Regions from separate parts of the Mus musculus genome. Here region 1 is linked to region 2. A link is a loop called in an ENCODE intact Hi-C map of the cell type or tissue named here. Cell type or tissue: gastrocnemius. All regions are shown on one strand.

Evidence for each region. Hi-C counts contacts between places; a loop is a spot of excess contacts. Peaks named below come from ENCODE experiments on the same cell type or tissue, not always from the same donor. Only the 100,000 strongest peaks of a DNase experiment are listed, where the experiment ranks them.
Region 1: a loop joins it to region 2, with 2.7 times the contacts of the local background. A loop is called at or near these places in 6 of 42 quality-filtered maps.

Annotation. Positions count from the first base shown.
Region 1 is chr16:84,775,587-84,778,086 of GRCm38, reverse strand. All of the region lies in intron 1 of Jam2 (junction adhesion molecule 2), which reads right to left. Among named protein-coding and RNA genes, the nearest start is that of Jam2, 2.7 kb to the right of the region's middle. In gastrocnemius, a CTCF peak has its summit at 1,512; no DNase peak of the experiment used is centred here; H3K4me3 peaks cover 1,684 bases; H3K27ac peaks cover 2,104 bases.
Region 2 is chr16:84,833,975-84,836,474 of GRCm38, reverse strand. It overlaps Atp5j (ATP synthase, H+ transporting, mitochondrial F0 complex, subunit F), which reads left to right and starts at 1,453. Exons shown (of 4, transcript NM_001302214.1): 1 at 1,453-1,666. It overlaps Gabpa (GA repeat binding protein, alpha), which reads right to left and starts at 1,351. Exons shown (of 10, transcript NM_008065.2): 1 at 932-1,351. In gastrocnemius, a CTCF peak has its summit at 950; DNase peaks (open chromatin) are centred at 438, 837, 1,151 and 1,544; H3K4me3 peaks cover 2,500 bases; H3K27ac peaks cover 2,500 bases.

The DNA of each region.
Region 1 (2,500 bases), 58 kb after region 2:
TTCTGTCTTGATTGTGAACTTTCAGCATCTATAACTGTAAAAGAAAAAAATCTTTAAAAAATAAACTACCTAGTTTATGATATTTTGTCATGGCAGGCTGCATGGACTCAGAAGTCATCTGATATACACTAGATATACATTCACATCTACTAGATATACACTAGTTATACACTAGATGTACACTCACATCTACTAGATATACACTAGATATACACTCACATCTACTAGAACAAAGACTGGGTGCTTTGTTCAGTCACAGGGGAATAAGAACGGCAGTGAAAGATCAAAAAAGTTCTGCCTCACTGGAGAAGGAAACTGTTTATAGCTTGGATGAGTATTCTCCAAAGACCTATGTGTTAAAGGCCTGTGGTGCTATTGGGAAATGGTGGCACCTTTAAGAGGTGAAGCTACCTGGGTGTTCTACCACGTACCATTGTCAGTGTGCTCTTGGGGGGGGGGGGGGAATAGGTAATGTTATTCCTTCCTCTCTTTGGGTCCCTTGTTGGGGCCAGAACTGTCTTCCTCATGTTCCCTACGTGCTGTGTCAATATAGCTACAAAAGCAAAAGCCAGGCAGAGATTGAAATCTCTGGAAGTGGGAGGCAAAACAAACCTTTGCTCTTTCTAATATGATCACCCTGGATACTTTGTTACAGTAGCTGATAGGGGACCAATACATCAACTAAATACAAAAGTAGATGCCCATAGTTCAATAACTCATGTTAAACACACACACACACACACACACAAAATAACAAAAAATTTCCTAGACTACTTTCTGTGAGCGACATTAGAAACTGGCAGATGTAGGAAGAATGTGGTAAGTAAGATATTATAAGTACACATGGTTGGGTTGGGACAAAGCAGCAGTGTAGCTGTATCTGAGAGGAATATTAAAAGTACGAGGATGCAATTTCAGCATAAGGAATGCTCTAGTTCTTTAATAAATAAAAAATACGAGTCTATCATCAACTAAATACATATTAGTTATATATTTATTAATAAGCCCAGGCTGATATTAAAATAAGTGATTAAATAAGATCCTAAAACAAGTGTGTAAGTAAGTTTGAGAAGACATATTTCCGGTGCATACAAGCCCGAAATAATCTATGAAGAAATTTGACCCTGGAGAAAATGAAATACATTCCTATGTGTGTGTATATGTGCTCTGTGTATGTGCGCAAGCTTATACATGTGTGTTTATGTCATGTAAGTCCTCATTTCTAGCCCTTGCTTCCTACCTCTGAGACTGACTGTCGCCCTCATTCCTTGATAATTTTTGGAGATATTCTCACCATAATCCAGGCTGTCCTTGAATCCTTTGTGGCCTTGAATGGTCTGTCTGCCTCCTGCCCGCCTGCTGAGATTATAGTCATGTATCACCAACCAACCCAGCCTCTGTCCGTTAGTGTGAGCTGAAAATATCGACATTTCTTTAAAACAGTATAGTGTGGAATTGAGGATAGCACAGTAGGGAGCCCTTGCAGCAAGCTGACACACACTGCCTCCACCAGGCCAAGAAGGTTAAAAGCATAGTGACAGGTCATGTCCCCTGGATTAGGAGAGGATGAAAATGTCTTTCCTTTCTCTTCCTTCTTCCTCCAAAAACCCTATGACATCATTTAACCACAAATGAAGCATCTGAGATATACCAGTTGAAGGAAATTTAACAGCGTAATTAACCAGCACCTGTCAAGGTCATAAAAAACAAGGGGTGTCTGAAATACTGCCACAGCCAAGAGGAGCATAAAGGAAGAAGACCGTTAATCCAAATGTGGTATCCCGGGACAGAAAAGGACATTCCATAAGAATGAGGAAGATCTAAGCAGAGTATCCCATGTGACACTATATAATAATAAGACTGTAATGGTGGTAACTGGGTATAGAGTATATGGGAACTATCTATGCTAATGTCCCCTTTCTTTACAGCTGAATTGTTTTTGAAAGTTTTAAATGTGTTAAAAGGGAAGAAAACACGCTTGAAATGCCAGACCTTCTGGCACTGAGGGAACAGTATGAGAAAGGTCCCGTGCTGCTTCCCAACTTCTTCCTTACAGGTATCAGAGTTAGTGGAGCCTGCCGATAACCTAGATATGGAAGAACTCATTCTACACATTCAGTATTAGCCTTCGCTGGCTTCTGGATTGACTACGCTGGAATGACAAACGGCATCTATTGTTTCTATTTTGATGACAGAATGGGAATAACAGAGAAAAACTATTTTATTTTTAAATGACTCCTGTTAAAGTGAGACTTAAAAGCTCAGAGGAACACAGAACTTTTCACCTTAACTTTTTGTTTTTTTAGTTACGCTACCTCCAGATTCCAGCTTCGTCGCTGATTTTCATACTCAGTACATTACCTCTCAAACCCTAAGTGTTCCGTTTGATACCAGCTGATATTTCAGCATGCATAAAGATTTCATTGCGAATGTCAACTTCCTGGCTTGATATATACCTCCCCCTGAGTCAGCAGGCACCCTGTTCGGGTTCTGAGCGGCA
Region 2 (2,500 bases):
TGCACACCTTTAATGCCGGCGCTCAGAAAATAGAGGCAGATAGGCCTCTAAACTCTAGGCCGGTCTAATCTACATAGCAAGTTCAAGGTCAGCCAGGCTAGAAAGTGACACCCAACACAAACTTACACGTACCCAGACACCACTTATAAGGTGCGCATGCGCACTTGTGGAGGTCAGAGAGCAGACAGTTCTCTCCTCCTTCCATCTGGATTCCAGAGGCTGAACAGTCTGGCTCGGCAGCAAGTGCCTTTACCTGTCGAACCATCTCACTGGCCTACCTAAGGATTTAGTTTCAAATGACTGTTTGTCATCGTGAAACGATGCGCTGGCACCATTCTCTATGCTGTGGACCCTAAGGGTGGAATCCCCTAAACTCCATCGTTGTGTTCACTGCACTACACCAACCCCCAAAAAAGGTCGGGGGGAGGAGTGGGGGAAGTTGGCAAGGTACAGTAACTTTCACTGACATCTTCGGGAAAGACGCAGAAAGTCATCCTATGCATTAGAACGATTGCACCGATGCGACTCTAGGACAGTTCCAGAAGGGCAATCGGTACTGCTAGTGCGGGGATGGCTGACTCGGGTGACAGACAGGTCTGGCATCTTCCCGAGAGACCCGGGAGCGCCCGGGGCTGTGCGCTCGGCCAGCGCGCCGAGCCTGGACCGCGCCCGTGCGACGGGCGACTCCGCCGCGTCCCGCAACGCGGCCCGGGCCACGCCGCTCCCCGCGCCCCTCCCCTCGGCTTCCCGCACAGCCTCTCCCGCCCCTCCCCACCAGGCTCCCTCAAGTCTCCACGAACGGAAATGGGAGTCGCAGCGCCGGGGACCCAGCGGAAACAAAACACAGAGGCGGCCGCGGGGGGGGACAAGCCCCGGAACCAGGCCGCCCGCGCGGGCCCGCGCTCCCCGCCAGCCCGCGTCCGCAACTCACCAGCTCCGGAATTCGTCCCGTGGCCCTAGCCCGCGCTTCCACAGCCGGCTGGGAACGGCGGCGGCGCGGGCTCCAGGTACAGCGCCTCTCCGGGCGAGCCGCGCCGCTCCCGCGAGTAGCAGGGTAAGGTCCCGGGGCCCTTCCCGTGGAATCGGCGCTAAGGAACCCCAGCCCCTCTCCCGCCTCCCAGGCACCCCCGGGCCTGGAACTACAACTCCCAGCAGGCTGCGCGGCCCGAAACGCCCGCGACGACGGGGCTCACGAGGCACAAACGCCCCCCAGCCGCTTTGGTTTTTTGTTTTGTTTTGGTTTTGGTTTTTACGCGCTCCTTTGTACCCCCACCCTACATCCACCTCCCCAACCCCAAGGATCGGGACGCTGACTCCGAAGGGAGCTTGAACTAGGGGACAGGCCAGAATACGCATGCGTACAGTGCAGTGTCTCCAAGAGGGAAAAGGGGGTGAAGTTAAAGTGTAGGAAAGATGGCGGAGTCTTAGCTGAGGGACCCGGAAGCACTTACCCTCCACTTCCTCCTCCTGTTTGGCTTCTGTCTCACCTAGAGGCGTCCGGTCGCAGACTCCCTTCGAGGCGCTTCCTGTCCGGTGAGCGTCGAACGACTGAAGCCGCGGCCCATAGTGCCTTGCGATGGCGGGTAGGCGTGTGTAGGCGGAGCCAGGGCCGGAAGTAGAACGGTGGCGGCGGCGGTGACTCTGGCAGCTCGGGACTCAGTGCAAGGTGACTGGGAGGGTAACTGGGCTAGCTCGGCCTCCTGGGACTGAGCTTCTGGGTTTCTTCACGAGGAGAGAGGGCTGCCCGTCACCTTTGCCCTGGGAGTAGAGCGCAGCCCCGTGTCCTTGGCACCGTCCTGGCCTGGCCTGGGGTCACAGGTGACCTCGGCCCTGCTGGGTATTCAGATTTGCCTTACGCTCACTAAATAAGACCGTGAATGCTCTCCTGGGAGCAGAGCGGGCCGACTCGAAAAGCAGAAAAGACGGGGTGGTGAGCCTGCAGCCCGCCTGGGGCAGCCCAAGGTCACGGCGCGCCACAGGCTTGTGAATAATGCAGGCGGCGATCGAGCCTCCTAAGACAGGAAAGGGCGATGGTGATATCCTAAAAGTTTTATATCCAATCTAGAAGTCATGCTTTGTCGATTGACTTTATGATTAGATACTCACGAGCAGCAAAGGGACTAGCCTTCGGCTAGGCTGGTCAGTCAACCGCTATAAATAGGAGAGCCGTGCGCCTTCCCAAAGCTACACCTCTGGGTTTGAACTTTGATTACCCCACCCCCACCCCCACCATGCTTTCCCCAATATTGTTACTATCAGACCTCTAACAAGCAGCAAGCTAGTGCAGGATATTAATTCAGTACGGAATTTGTCCCAAATGGTGTTCTACACTTAGGATGCCATTTGTCTTCCGTGTGATCATGAACAGATCGCATTCTCTATTTAATCTGAAAAAGTGAAAGGCAGTGAAGGAGAAACAACAAGTAGTTTTGGTAAGAGAGAATGTGGTCACTGTTAGAACGATTGAGTAGGACTTAGGAGGTGAGTATACATGTATGTT